2 separate regions of the Mus musculus genome follow, and region 2 is linked to region 1. The links are chromatin loops, found by intact Hi-C in ENCODE. Cell type or tissue: left cerebral cortex. All regions are shown on one strand.

The links. Hi-C counts contacts between places; a loop is a spot of excess contacts. Peaks named below come from ENCODE experiments on the same cell type or tissue, not always from the same donor. Only the 100,000 strongest peaks of a DNase experiment are listed, where the experiment ranks them.
Region 2: it touches region 1 in a loop (4-fold over the local background); 21 of 42 quality-filtered maps call a loop at or near these places.

What each region holds. Positions count from the first base shown.
Region 1 is chr1:57,930,440-57,938,439 of GRCm38, reverse strand. It overlaps Spats2l (spermatogenesis associated, serine-rich 2-like), which reads right to left. Exons shown (of 14, transcript NM_144882.4): 11 at 419-528. Among named protein-coding and RNA genes, the nearest start is that of Kctd18, 36 kb to the left of the region's middle. In left cerebral cortex, a CTCF peak has its summit at 3,965; a DNase peak (open chromatin) is centred at 3,624.
Region 2 is chr1:57,424,400-57,432,399 of GRCm38, reverse strand. No RefSeq gene overlaps it. Among named protein-coding and RNA genes, the nearest start is that of Gm22371, 6.0 kb to the right of the region's middle. In left cerebral cortex, CTCF peaks have their summits at 3,304 (motif pointing left) and 3,931; DNase peaks (open chromatin) are centred at 2,143, 2,440, 3,293 and 3,836; H3K4me3 peaks cover 920 bases; H3K27ac peaks cover 306 bases.

The DNA of each region.
Region 1 (8,000 bases):
AGTGGAAGAAATCTAATAAACATATATTTGTGGGTAGTAATCTTATCAAAAGAGGGAATTAAAGTAGAAAAATATGAAGGATGCTTTATAACCTTCTGTTAAGATATACATGGGTGTATGCTGGTAAACACAGGTGTAAGTTATGCAGAATAAAAATCATATCACAGATAACTGTGTTTATATACACTTTAATGGGTTTGTCTTGACTGACATATCCCTCTCCATTTTAATAACACATCCCTTCAAACCTACTCTACTTAAGGGAAGTGACTGTTTCTTCACCCTTCTTCATTCTGTATTTCAACCCAGTGGAAGGGAGCTGGGTATATGTATCAGAGTGTCAGAGCAGCAGTCTCTTGATACAAAACAAATGCATGGAGTCTGTCCCTCAGCGTTCAGCTGGGTTCAGAGAACTCACCTTAATTTCAGCTCTGAGTTCGGCCAGCTGCATCTCTGCCATCTGACTGGCTAGGTCAGTCAGTCTCTTCAGCTCCTCTGCTTTCTTCTGACGGGCAGTCAGGATGTCCACTGACAAATGAGGAGAAGGTACAACATGTTAGGGGCAGAGATGTAAGCACAGTAAACTGTGGGGGTTTCTGGAGGCAGCTCTCTCCCAACAGGCAGGTGATGGCTGGCTCTTCATGTTGTTACCAACAATGACCCCCAATAAAACTCAGTTCTCAGAGGCACTGTAGAAGCACACGGCTTTCCTTCCTCTTTACACTGGCATCTGAACTCACTTCCTTAACTTGGCAATGCCAAGTCCATGCAGCAACAACCACCCTCCTGTATGTGCTATACCATTAAATTCTAACAGCATCAGACTCTCTAGATTTCACCAAATACAGCCTCAGCTGTAGGTCAGGGGTAGAGCACTTATGTAGCACATAAAAGGCCCTGAGTTTGATCCCCAGACTGGAATATTTTAAAACATAGTCTTTTGAGGTAACTAGCTGTGATATTGTAATATGACATAGAGGATTTGCTCTATCCACTTTAGAGGAGCTGAAAAATGCTTTTGCATTTGGTGCTCTGCAGAGATATTTCTGTTTTTGCAAACAGAGAGAAATTCCAGACCAGAGTATCTTGTGTCTTTGTTTGAAGTATCCCAGGTATAACAATTTCAAGGGCAAATCAGGCCACTTTGAACTGGATTGTGTGCATTCTTTAGCATCTGCATCTCAGAGAGGTTAGTGGGGAATTCCATGGTACGTTACTTCCTCATCTCTGTCAGAAGAACTCAAATTTCAGATAGACACAGAAGCCCAGGTTAACCTGTGTGTGTTTTCCAAGAGCACAGAGCACAAAAGCAAGTGAGAAGACGGAGCTCCCTGTACACGGGCTAGCAGCTCTCTAACTCATCATATATGCATTTCCTTTGTTCCTCTTGGCCAAACATGTTGAGCCCTAAGGAAAAATAGCCCATGTAGGATAATGTACATGTTGAATTGTTTTCCATCCTGGTTGCACAAGGATAAACTGCTCTAATAGACCACATTCACAGCACACAGAGTCAAACAATATATCTTTGTAATTTAGATATTTTTGAAATACCATTTCACTGGATAGGTCAGCTGGCTTCCAAGTTCCTCCTGCCTCAGCCTCCCAGTGCTGGGACTTCAACCCCCTGCCACCATATAGAGCCAAGCAATGTGATTTGTGATTCTAAGAGGTCTTAATAGCTACAACATCAAACAAGTCACTTCAAACACTAAAGCAAGTGAAGGAACAACAGCAACAAAATAAAGAGAACACAAGCAGGCAAGGGTTAATATCCTTGCACAGTGAGGGATGCACACAGGCAGGCAAGGGTTAATAACCTTGCACAGTGAGGGATGCACACAGACAGGCAAGGATTAATGTCCTTGCACAGTGAGGGATGCACACAGGCAGGCAAGGGTTAGGGTTCTTTGCACAGTGAGGGATGCACACAGGCAGGCAAGGGTTAATGTCCTTGCACAGTGAGAGATGCACACAGGCAGGTAAGGGTTAAGGTTCTTTGCACAGTGAGAGATGCACACAGGCAACCATTCTTCAGACAGACAGGTGTTTTCTGTTTATGTCAATATCAATGTTGAGATGCCAATAAGATAACCTGCAGTATAAGGCCTGATCATCTGCCCAATTACACTAATCATCCTTTGGTTACTCACCTGGCTCCCCTGCTTAGCAGATGGCTGGGCAGACTGATCTATATCTACTGGTCCTTCAGAATTTGGAAATCTACCGGAAAAAAATGTCTGGATACAGTGAGTGAGGAATTCTCACCCGAATGCTGAAAGGATCATACCAAACGATGTCTTAGGACAGCTGGTTGCCCAGAGATCACAGAATAGCAGCCTGCTATTATTTTTGACCAGAGAACATATGTTTGGTTCACCTGCATATTACTTTTACAGATTGGGCATCCACATTTAGGAAGTAAGAAATTCTATTTGAAAGAGATTTCTAGGGGGCTCTTAAAACATTGGAATCTGCGCTAGGGACACGGCTCACTTAATGGACTCCTTTCTCAGCATGCATACGGTCCCAGTTCATGTCTCACTTTGTGATGGAGGATGGTGGCAGGTGCCTGTAATCCCAGCCTGGGAGAGAGATGCAGAAGAACCAGAAGTTCAAAATCACTCCAGCTACACAGTGAGGTGGGATCAGCCTGGGACACATGAAACCCCATTGTAAGAACAGCATTGCTAGCCATATTTGCTCAGCATCCCAAATGACATGGTGCCCAGTGAGCCACCATCTCTATATGCTCCTCTGATAGCATGTTACCCAACTATATATGTCTTCAGTCACTCAAGGGGCTAGAGTAAGGCTGAACTGTGGAATTCTTTGTAGTACCTGTACACAGTGCACAGCAGAGGCAAGGGAACTGAATGAAGGGCTCATTGATTGGATGGGCCCATTAATGGAAAGGAAATCAAAATAAGAACTGAAGTTCCTGTCCCACTCAAGATTGTCTAGGTCTAGGGCTGGGAAGCTGGCTCTGTGGGTAAAATGTTAAACATATCCAGATCTCCAGCTCTCATGTGAAAAGCTGGGCAAGGCTGTGCTTGTCAGTATCCTCAAAAACTAGGCTGGGGAATGTTAGGGGAGGAGGACATTCTATACTGAGCTCCATACTCTGTGTGTGTGTGTGTGTGTGTGTGTGTGTGTGTACTCACACATGTGCCACACATATAAACCAGCACCCTACCCAATACTCACAAAAAAGTTTTAGGACCTATAGCTTTTTATTAGTTATGTTTTTGTCATTATAATTCAACATGTGGATGGGACTGAGGTCTGCAACAGGAGGAAATGATTACTGAGTCAAAATAGGAGATGCTACGCTGTCTTCTTGCAAAGTAAGATTAAAAGATATACATATATATATATATATATACACATATATACACACACACACACAAATTCTAAAGCCCCAGACTTGCAAAGCATTGGGTAAAGGGGTCAGCAGACTGCCAGTGACTGCACGGCTAAGCAGATCCAACTCTTCCTACTGGACTATTTGTGAAGCTGGCGACAATTAGGGGTCATTGTTCTTCCTGATTATGTAGAACTTGGGCATTCACTCGATACAGAAGACTTTGTAAAAATAGATCTAAGCGGGCCCTAAAATGGGAATGCAGGTGCAAACTCACCAATAAGTTCTGAGTTTAAACTCATGCAAATCACAAAAATGAAGACTGCATCAGCAAGCGAGGGTGCATTTTTACATATAGTCTCATTAACATTTCAAAGCCTTCCATTATGAAAACGTCTTAAAAGTTAAGATCTAAAGCCAAAATTCTTTAGGGGTGCACATCTTCACCTCCAGTATGTCAATTGCAAAACTGGGAAGCATCAACAAAAACAGATCAGTTTTTAAGATCACTGATGCTGGGATTTAAAGTAGAGTAATAGGATGTTTTGAAAGCATCATGCTTTCAGAAATCTGTAGAGGGAGACAGTTCCATGCAGCTTGGCTCCCCTCTGCATGCAAATCATAACATTATCTTTGCAACTTTATAAACAGTATCTGGCATGCTGAAATCCACCTTCTCAATAGGATTTGTAAATCTCTTCAGGTTCTTAGAGCACACTGGAAGTTAGGTTCATATCACTTGACCTGTGGAAATCTCAAGGCTTCTCTAATAATGCCCATTAGCAGAAAGTGCGTTCAGAATCTTGGGGCCAGGTGTTGGCGTGCAAGGGTTTCCTCAAGCACAGAGACTCTTTGAAATCCTTATTCTGTAACAGGTCTTAAGAATTTGCTATTTTACTTCATAATATGCTTGTGTTAATACAAAGTCAAATTTTCTTCCCACATCTCTAGTAAACGTGTTGAGAACCTTTCTGTGTGACCTTGAGTTCCCTGGGGAGGCAAAGTCTGAATGCCTAGGGATATACATGCTTATTTCTTAAAATATAATAATCCTGCACCCCCTGCACAGTCCCTGTGCAACTAAGCAGCGTCATTTGCAAACTATACACACAGAGCATTGTTGAATTAGTAACAGGGTGAGATACACTCATCTAGAATATACCTTCAAAATAATTACATCAGTGTTCATGACTACTGGATGTGGCTGTCGATAGACACTATGCTGATTGTAATTGTGACAGCTAGTCTGGGTTGTCAACTTGAATACATTTAGAATCAACTAAAAACCTAATCTGTTGGGCATGCCTGTGAAGAATTGCCTTGATTGGATCATTTGAAGTAGAAAAGCCCATCTTAAATCTGGGCCACACCTTCTGATGGCAATCCACAAAAAACAGGTCACAGAGGAAGAAAGTTTTGCTTTTTTTCCTGCTTGCCTTTCTTTGATGGTAAGTTCATCTATTCTGCTGCCAAAGCATTCTGTCACTGCTATTACAACCTACTTCTTCAGGACTCCAATGTAAACCACAGAAGATGCTAAGATATTCAGCCTTGGGGATTGAACAACTATTGGATTCTTGGCCTGAGTTTGTGGAAATAGCAAGGCCTCTATACACCAGCTCAAGGGGGGGGGGGGCACTGAGCCCCTAATCTGGACTGAGACTAAACAAAGGCACCTAAAAACAGCTCTGACTTGGCTCCAGCCCTAGTCCTTCCAGATGTCTCAAAACCTTTTCATCTCTTTGTCCATAAGACAAAAGCCAAAGCGGGGTTTTAACTCAAACTTTGGGGCCATGGAAATACCCTGTGACATACCTGTCCAAAGGATTGGACTCTGTGCCCACAGGATGGCCCATCTAAGAGCTGTGATAACTGGTAATGAAACAAACAAGCAAACAAACAAGCTAACTAACTAAGGTAGCTCTTATACTTACAGTACCCCATGCCATTGAGTCCCTCTTCTGAGCATCCTGACTGTCTGTCTAATAGTGTCTGTGTGACCCAGTACCAGGCTCTACTACTGGACCACTCTCAAGTACAGTTTGAGAACTGCCCCCCCCCCCAATCCTGCTATCCTCTTTCCTGATGACCACCCACAGGTGCTCATCCATAACTGTCAAGAGATGAAAGATGAAACCAGGTACATAGGAGCTGCAATAGTTATTCAAACCAAAATGATCTGGGCCCAAGCTAGGTTCCTCAGCCCAGAAAGCAAAACTGATTCGTCTGATTCAGGCTTTCAGATGGGGGAAAAAGAAAGTCCACCACTGGGGGCTGGGAGATGGCTCAGTGGTTAAGAGCACTGACTGCTCGTAATGAGACCCAATGCTCTCTTTTGGTGTGTCTGAAGAAAGCAACAGTGTACTCATATACATAAAATAAATAAATAAATCTTTAGGAAAAAAAAAAGTCCACCGCTATCTACACGGACAGTCGCTATGCTTTTAGTACCGCATGTCTGTGATGTGATCTATAGGGAAAGAAGGCTTCTCGCTGCTGGGAAAAAACAAAAGCAAAACAACAACAACATCTTGGCCCTCTTAGAAGCTATTTGGCTTCCCCTCCAAATTGCTGTCCTCCACTGCTGGGCCACTGACCTGGCTGCCCAACAAATGGCTGCCCTGAGACCAGTGGAAACTAATGATATTCTGATGACATACCCTGATCTGGTGCTGCATGAGACTCTATAGTAAAGAAGAAATGGGCAGCTCAAACCCACAGGTTGATAGAAGACACCAGAGGGAAAGACTATTCTCTCAGAAACAAGGGGCAGAACTCAGGTAACTGGCCTTCATCAGGCTACTCATGTGGGTTTTTGAATCGCTCAGACCAAGGAATGTTATACCTAGACTGGACAGTCTAGTATGGGATGTCTTAGTCAGATGCCAGGTTTGTGCTTAGGTAAATCCAAAATAGAACCCAGGAAGAGGGTTCACAAAAGAGACCAACCCCCTGGTGAACTCTGAGAAAACTTACTTCACCAAGATCAGTCTGCCAGGGCAGGATACTAATACTTGCTAATTTTTATAGATACCTTTTCCAAGTGGGTAGACGTGTCCCCCACCTGGAATAAAACTGATCAAATAGTAGTAGCTTAAAAAGCTCCTCCACGAATTGGTACCCTGATTTGCCCCCTCCCTAGCTATGAGTCTGATAATCGCCTGGCTTTAAGAGCCCAAACCTCTCAATTAATAGCTAAAGTTTTAGACATACATAAAAACATTTCATTGTGCATATAGACCACAGAGTTTTCAGCATCTAAGGAAAAATTAGTATGTTTAAAAAAAAATTTAACAAAACTCTAAAGTCTAGTGAAGGGTGGAAGGGCCTTCCTTTGCTTTGGGCCCACTGCACCCATATAGGGAGATTTACCCTCTTTGAGATTGTGTTTGGAAGATATCCGCAACTGATTCCTTGGCTCAGAGACCAGCAGTTGTCAGAACTCTCTAACCATTTCTTTCTCAAATCTCTGTTGGCCCTCCAGTCTTCTGAAAATGCTAGTCATTAAACTATCTGAGAGACCCAGACAACCTCTGAGTCCATCACCAGTTTGCACGTGTTTAAATCCAATGATGTTGTCTGGGTCAACAAGGTAGCCAAACCGGCTGGCTGAAACCAACTTAGAAAGAACCCTATATGGTTACTGTCATGACTCCTATGGTGGTGAAGGTAGCTGGCATCACAGCATAGATCCACCACACCTAACTCAAGAAAGAATCCAGAGACACTGCTAACAAATGGACTGTTTCCTGGATTACGGACCCCCTGAAATTAAGGTTTCATTGGGACCTAGTCCCTTCCACTCCTTGCCCCTCTTCCTCCTCCCAAGTCTTATGTTAGGTATGAATACAGGGTCATGGTTCAACCCCCATGGGCCTCAGGCCTGGGAATGGAAGAAGACCGATACAGGAAGGCATTAGCCAGAGTCACCGCAGTCCAGCAACCCATATTCATCTTGACCTTTGTTCACGAATGCCCACTCTAAGTGTTGTACTGAAAAAAGGAAAGACATGGGAGTTTATGCTTTGAGACAGGAATACAGAATTTAAAATTCAGTGTATAACCTGCAGCTGAGATTCCTAGTTGTAGAACAAGGGAGTTTCCAGTGCAAAAACTGGAACTGTAAAATAGAGGCTTCCTGAAAACATATGGATGAATATTTAAAAAAAAAAGTTTTCTCCCAAGAAATGCACACTAGGAAAAATGTAATCTAATGCCCATAAAATTGAAAAAAGAATCTGAAAATTTTTATAAGAAAGATTCTGGCTTCTGTCAAACAGGAAAACCTGGGGAATCAGACCCAGGAAGGGCTCCTGGGGATGAGGTTAATCATTCCCAAACAGAAACCAGCCAGGCTTGCTGCTTCTGCTTAGACACCTGGCCCCTGTTCTAGGTAAGGATAGAAAGTAACCAGCCCATCACCAGCCCATTGACTGACAAAATTCACTGTGACTTGGAACTGCTCTATAAGGTTAGTGGAATTCAAAGAGGCTAAAACGTGTCCAATATCCAAAACTTTAACCTAGGCAATTGCCCTTATTCTGATGCCCGCGACTCTGCCTTGTGGGTAACAGTATTATTACTGGGCCCCTGAGACTACCTGGCAGGCATGTACTAATGACACTTTGTAAACTAA
Region 2 (8,000 bases), 510 kb after region 1:
ACTAGAGCAGCCACCTGAACTGGTATGAGCTTCACCTAAAGTGACAGGATTGGCACTTCTACAGCAAATCTTGTAAAAATCCTTTGGTGTTTTTTCTCCCCCCAAATGAAAACCCTGCTGTCAGTTCAAACCAGGTGACTTTTGACAAGCTGGGGATTTGGGACATTGATAGGCTTCAAGCCCTTGAGTTGTGTGAGCTGACATCATTGAATCCCTGACACAGGTCAGCCGGACAGCTTGCAGACATGGTTTGAAGTTCACTGTAGTGGGCCATCTCTGGAACCCAAACACCAGGGGACAGGGCATGTGGTATGAGAAGGACTGACCTGAGCCACAGGGGATGGAATAATTTTATATCAGGAGAATGGTTCATTTTATTAAAAATGTCCCTATGAATAAAAAGAATTATGCACCTGGACACAGCAGCACTTGCTGCTCTTCCCAAGCAGATAACTGTATCGCCACGTTGTGGAACCACTCTGGCTTACGAAAATGCTCATGATATGATCTGCTAGGAAACAGGAGGCTTGCTCTGAAGAGGAGATGTTTGCCTCAGAGGAGGCTCTCCACAGCCTGGATAGGAATGACAGAGAGGAGAAGAAGCCAAGGCATTCCAGAAAAGCGCTGGGGTACAGAGCCCTGTGGAGACCAGGAGCTGGGGAAGCTAGCTCCCTTTCAATCTTCCCTCCATTGGGGAAACAGAAGATCCACTGGAAAGTCCTTATTCCCCTTGGCAACACAGCTATCATGGGATCGTAAATCATTTTAACCAGTAGGCATAGTCAACAGATAACTAGATCCAACACCCAGGGGCAGTGAAAGGAAAGCATTAGGGTTACTAAGATCAGAGGTTCAAATGCCAACACTCCACAGGCTGTGCCAATCTCTGCAAGTCCTCTGCCTCTCTGCTCAGGTTTCTGCATTTGACAAGCGAGAGCAGTGAGAGCCACCTCACTGGCTTCATCGTGAAATGAACACTTTGTGTTTGCTTTCCTGTTAGTTTCCCCAGTGTGTTGTAACAAAGAACTATAAATTAGTGTCTCAAAACAGCTAGATCATTTTCCTTCATCTTTCCGGAATCTATGGTTCCAAAAATCAATATATGATCAATCTATGTTCCCCCTGAAACTTCACTTCCAGCTTCCAGCTTCTGATGGTCCCAGACCTCCTCAGCTCACAACTGTGATGGCCACTGACTGCGCCCATTTTCATCCTCTCTCCACGTCCTCTTCTCATCTCAAAAGAACCAGACAATGGAATCAGGACTCACCCTAATCCAGAATGTTCTCCTGGATACATGTGTAAAGTTCTGGAAAAGATCGGAGTCTCAGTTTCCCTATGGATACAGATTTGGTGAGCACTACCGATACTCAATGGCTGGTCGAAAGGACACATGACGGGGACAGCGTCAGCCTTCAAGAAATAAGAGAGCATCTTCCTGTTTTTGTTATTTTTGCCACTGCAGATGCTGTTGGTGTCTTTTTAGGGAGTACGGGATGTAGCAGTGGTTCAAATGAAAATGTCCTCTGTAATAATTGCAGGTATGAATACTCAGTCCCCGGTTGGTGAAAGTGTTTGGAGAGGTGTGGTTTTGCTTCAGGAAGTATGTCACTGGGGGTGGACTTTGAAAGTAAGAGCCTCCTGCAGTTTCTGGTTTCTCTCCCTTTGTGCTTATGGCTGCAGTTTGGTCTTCAAACTCTGGCTGTGCCTGCTGCTTGTTACCATGGCTCTACTTTTTTTTTGGTTTTTTCGAGACAGGGTTTCTCTGTGTAGCCCTGGCTATCCTGGAACTCACTTTGTAGACGTAGACCAGGCTGGCCTCGAACTCAGAAATCTGCCTGCCTCTACCTCCCAAGTGCTGGGATTAAAGGTGTGCGTCATGACGCCCGACTCAACAGGAACTCTTATCTCTCTGGAACTGTAAGCCAAAACAAGTTCTTTCCCTTAAGTTGCCTGGACTATGGTACTTTAGCACAGCAGAAAAAAACAGGTTTACTTAGGGGTGGAAAAAGCAAGGCTGGGGAGCAGTGGGGATAGAGGCAGTTGGAAGATCCAGCTGGGAAGATGGTTCAGCGACCAAGAATGAGAAAGTGTTAGGTAACATTCCTCCAGTGGACTTGTTTGGTTCCTGTAGTCTCCATGACAACACTCAGGGATAAAGTATCAGGAAAATGGACAATGTACCTAGCCCCAGGCTGGGTCTGCCCAATTAGTGTGGCTTCCCTTACTTGGGAGAAAGGAAACAAGAAGATGGGAGGGGGGTGTTTAAGAACACTTTTCCCCCTCCTATTAAACATATTTCAGAATATTTCTTAAGGGAGGAAGAAGAGGAGACTAGATTCTAGAAGTGACGCTTCGAGGGAACGCAGGGCTTCTTGCCGAAAAGGAAGTAATTGTCGACGGGGATCCCTGAGCCCTGGCAATAAATCAAGCGGAACAAAGATGTGAAAGCAGCTGGAAGAGCGGGTGCCTCTTCCTTCCCTAGGCAGGGATGGCAGGCATCCTAGACACTGAAGCTTTTGTTAGTAATGTGATCTGAATACGCCAAAATCTCACCCTGAGGTTAAAGTGTACTCTGCCAGGCGTCGCTGCAAACAGTTTCATACAGATATGGCACACATCTTTGGAAAAGATGGAAGGATAAGAGTAAAGTCACAGCTACTGAGTACAAAAAAGAAAAAAAAAATCTTTTGATCCTCTTTTTTCTAGAGACTGTTCTGGTAGCCTTGTCACTGGATGCTCTTGGTACTGGTTTTAAATTATGGACCTATTGACAGAGTGGTGAAGTCTGTAGATTTCTCATCATTAAAAAAAATGCTTTAAAGTAAATACACTTAAAACTAAATAAAACCGTCTATAACAACTCAAAGCAAGCCAGTGGTATCAAAAGGTAGGTATTAAAATGTCAAAACAAAACCAACAGATATGTGATATGGTTCTATGTGTACTTCTATATTAATGTGCTAAATAACAAGAGCTAGCAGCAGGTTCCACAGTTACTGCAGTTTTAAAGCAATGAAGAGTGTGAGCAGTGTTTCTAGCTGTCCCGAGTGGGAGCTGCAAATTATCTTTGACTTGCGTTCACAATTGAATCAAAACTCTCCATTTCAGCTGGAGATGGATAAAAACCAACACGGGGTTTGCCCCCATTCCAGTTCTCGGAATTCTATCTGCCAAGATTTGTGCCCCGTCCCAATTTAAAGGCTACACCATGTAAACCTCACAGGCACCCAGTTTTTGGTGGGGTTCTGCCAGACAGAGGAGTACCGACCATTATGTTAGCAAAGGCTGCCGCCTGCTGGCCAAAACATTCAGACTGTTCACTTAATTGGCTGTGTTAGAAAACAATGGGGCAAGCTATTAATTCACTGACTCGCATCTAGAAATGGAGCAGGAGGCTACTTGTCAACCCAGCCCCATGGCATCCAATCAGTGCAGATTTAAAAGCCCCCTTTGGCTTAGCTGGCAAGTGCTGATGGCTGGTACTGTTGGTCATTAGCAATGTGGGACAAGACGCCAGCATGGCAGGCTGTTTCTAGGGAGATTGCTCTGCTCAATTCTGATCTGTGAAAGTACAGATCGCTTAAAGGTTAGATTTCCCAGTGGGCTTGTCTGACCAAGGTGTTCAGGATCTACTTTCAGTGCTAAGGGCATGGGGCTATATGGAGAGGAAGGAAAAGGAATTCAGAGCGACCCGTGTGCCAGAAACCAGCTAAGTACTTTCACGTATGCGGCTGCATTTAATTTCTAAGAGAATCCTGTTACTGTTATGATGAGGACTGAAAACAGTCACTAAGGCTTAGAAAGGAAAGTTGGCACCATCACTCGGAACGCATGCACCGCTTGGGAGCTCGCTTGCTTCCCAGTCTCTGCTCTAGTGGGTAGGTAGGCAAAGATTCTCACAGCAGTGCCTACTCCTGTTTGCCCAGTGTTCTGCAGCCTAGATTTTACCAATGGCACAAACCCAGACAAGTTTGTAAATCATTCCATGCCCCCATTCCCCTGTCTGTAAAATGAAGATAATGATAACCCCTCTTTAAGGTGGAAGTCTTGTTGGAAATATTGAGTGTGAGTCCCTAGGGCACTGTAGGCAATAGATAAATGACAACTACTATTAGTATAAGACAATTTTGCTTCATAGTGTTGGGAAAAGTATAACCTCTATGTCACACAAAGGAACACACGAAGAGTAATTCAGCAAAGTAATTTCTTTTTTCTTCTTTCTTTCTTTTAAATGGTGTGCCAGAATTCCAACACAGCTAACCAACACATTCAGCCAGAATATTCTGGCTTCTGTCTTTTATCCCTGACATAGGTGGTGACTGTGTCTCGTCACATTGGTGGGCCCTGGGCTTCACTGAAGGGACTCTAGCCAGCTCTAGAATGTAGGGCATGGCTCTGGCAGGTCTTACCCTTCTCCCCCATTCCCTCTGCCTTGCTAAAAAAATAAAATAAAATAAAATAAAAATAAATTACATTCCTAAAGCTAGCCATCAAGGTTCGTTCTTTTGGCCACTTACTTCTGAGGCTGACTACCAAGGTCCAGCTATCAAAGTATTATAGTTCAGCAATCAGAGCCCTCTTTGGCTCACCTAATTAACATGTCCAATTAAAATTAACCACATCCTCCTAACTTGGGGTTCCCTCTTTACCTTTGTAATCTGCCATTTGTCCCCTCTTTAGCTAGAGGCGGACTTTTGTTCCCCTTGGACAAATGCCCCTCCCCTCGTGTTCCTTTCTCCTTTCTCCCTTGTCCCCTTCCTCTTCTTCCTCTACCTCCTGTCTTTGTCCCTTACCCCTGCCCTCTGTCCCTCCTTTGTTCTGAGAACTTGATCTTGGATGTTCTGGGCAGATACTTTTCCTTTCACGTGACAGTCAGGAACGATTGGTCAGTTGCTGTAAGGAGGAAGGAGATGGGGTTGAGGAAATGGGGGCTTTTGTTGGGGCTGACAAGCTTTGATAAATTAAGTGTTTCTCACATTAACAGTTACAACAGCAGCTAAGTGTTCAGATGAGTACTTAACATTTAGCACTGTCTGGACGTTTTGGTTGTCTCTATAGAGGTGTCTAATGGTCAAAGGCTAGAAAACTATTAAATATTCTACACTGCACAGGACAGCTCTTCCAGAAACCATCAGAAAAGAATTATGTATTGGGGGCTGGAGAGATGGCTCAGAGGTTAATGGCTGCTTTTCCAGAGGTCCTGGGTTCAATTCTCAGCAAACACATGGTGGCTCACAGCCATCTGTAATGAAACCTAATGTCCTCTTCTGGCCTGCAGGAATACATGCAGGCAGATGTTTTATACATAATAAGTAAGTAAGTAAATAAATAAATAAATAAATAAATAAATCTTAAAATAAAAAGAATTATGTATTCTCAAATGTCAGTAGTCTAACATTTAGCTAACCCTGTCCTGAATGGAGCTCAGTCAAGCAGAATGTATACAGTGGGGTGCTAGAGAGAAACTCTAATGCGTACAGGGCAGACAAGGATTGAGAGATAACAAGGACTGACAGGTGGACATTCTTGTACATATTAGGGTTGAGAGAGGGGCTGGTATTGCTTTTACTTAGGTGTCCAGGAAGGTCTTCTCAGAAGTGGTGGAGTTCACAAAGTGACTGCCCTTGCTGGCTTGGACAAAGGACACAACGAGGCAGCATAGTTCCAGTCAATGAGCCCAATAGGGACCTAATTATGACTGAGGCCCAGACAGAGGGAGAGGAGAAGTCAAAGACAATTCCAGCAAGGCCTTATGAGACAGCCTCCACCAGACAGTGCTTCTGCTTCACATGGTCCCAAAGACAAAACCTGCCTCCAAGTACCAAATGAACTAAAATACCTAGACTTGACATCATTTTAAACTTTTTTTTTTTTTTGGATTTTCGAGACAAGGTTTCTCTGTATAGTCCTGGCTGTCCTGGAGCTCACTTTGTAGACCAGGCTGGCCTCGAACTCAGAAATCCGCCTGCCTCTGCCTCCCGAGTGCTGGAATTAAAGGCGTGCGCCACCACGCCTGGCTTAAACTTTTTGTTTTCATTTTGGTTGGCTGTTGTTTGCTTTAAAAGGCAATAATCAAAAATCTCTTCCTTGGCAATGAACTGATTGACAAGGTCAGTTATTGGACTTGATTCCATCTGGTTTGAGATGAAATCGCAGTGTTACCGTTGTCTGGGAGGGGGCTATCCCGATGTTGTAGGATAAGAAGGATGTCAAAAGAGGGCCAGGCACAACAGGGCAGTCTTGCCCTGTGAAAGCTTCCCAGCTCTCACAGTTGGATGCAACACTGCAGTGTACATGGGAGACTCAGCGAGGCCAGGACGGGAGCTGGAGTGAAGGGCAGGCCAGGTGTGATTGAGACCAACACAGCCGTGCCCGTGGCTGAGCTGCAGTACAGAGACAGCCTGCTATCCTGTCACAAATACCTAAAATAAAAGGAAAGAAAAACTTTGGTTCATAATTATGGAGGTTTCTGACTTGTCGGCTGCTCATTCTTGTTGGCTCACAAAAAAGTGAGAGTCCCAGTTTGCTAAGCTAGTAAATGATACCAGATTGTCCAATACACCAAAGAATGAGGTTCCCTTGTCTGAAGATGGAATGAACACCACCCAGGCTTCTCCAGCAAGGAGGTGCTCCGGGTGGAAACAGCAGAATAAGAACCCTCAGAGATCTGCCTGTGACACTGAGGACAATATTTAAACAGTTCTGGAAAGAAGAGGCTCTCCTTGGGCACTCTACTTTGTTGTACTTTTACAAATGACTTGGCTATATTCAGGACTCTTTCCAGACTCTTGCTGGAAGAAATCAGGGGATCTTTGTAGGCTGCTCTTAGTGAAGCCAGAGAGGCGAGAGGCAAGCCTGCCAGACAGATGTTGGGATCCATCCACACTGGCTCATGATTCAAATAGCCCAAGTGTTAACTGCCTATGTCAGATATCCTATCTCTCATTTCTTTTTCTTTCTCTCTCTCTCTCTCTCTCTTTCTTTCTTTCTTTCTTTCTTTCTTTCTTTCTTTCTTTCTTTCTTTCCTTTTGGGTGGTGGTAGTGCATTTGGGGTAACCAAATGTACAGTACTAAAAAAAAAAAAAAACCTGCATTTCTCATAACAAACAGAATTGTCTGATGTATGGCTAATCCCTAGTCAGGAAGATTAAGTATGTTTTGAGGGGTGGTCTCAAGACAACATCTAATAAAGCAGTTTGTACACATGCCCTTTCCCCTCTCCTTCCTTGCCTCTGTTCTTTCCCCCGACTATGGAGTTCTGTCTGCGACTTTGTACAGTGAGAACAGGGTTCTGACCCTAACAAAGGCCGCCATGACTAGAGGGATACAGGGTCCCTGCAGACTTTGTGATTTGATACACCAGACCAACACATCTCCACTTTGGGCTTGCCCTCGTACCAGAGACTGACATCTGTTACTTAAGCCACCATTTTGTGTGTGCCTGTGGTGGTAGTGGTGCTTTGAAATCAGGCCTTGTTGTGTAGTCCTGACTGGCCTCCACTTCCTTATGTAACTCAGTCTGACCTTGAGGTCATAACAATCCTCTTGCCTCAGCCTCCTACAGGCTGCGATTCCAGGAAACGAGCTACCTATCCCAGATGTACTTGCCAGTCTTAAAAACTCCAGTTTCATGCAGTCACAACTCACAACAATTATTTCTACATCCTGCCCATATCGTGAGATTAAGTGACCAATAAATAATTTATAGTCAGATTAACATGATGTAATGTGTTATATGAACACTTTTGGCATCGTTTGGCACTCCCTTGGTGTAAAGGTGTTTTATTTACCTGAGCAGATCTCAACAGACAGGACTGGGATTCAAGTTGTCTTTGGCCTTGTCTTCAAAGCTTCAGAGTCCTGTAGTGCCCACAAGTTACCTGCTGGCATTACCTCCCAGATCTGGAAATAGCTCCTTTTGTTCCTGAGCCTCCTGTTACCACCAGTACAGCAGTAGCTTCCCAGGAATGTGATAAATTGTTCTTCTTTGATCCTCA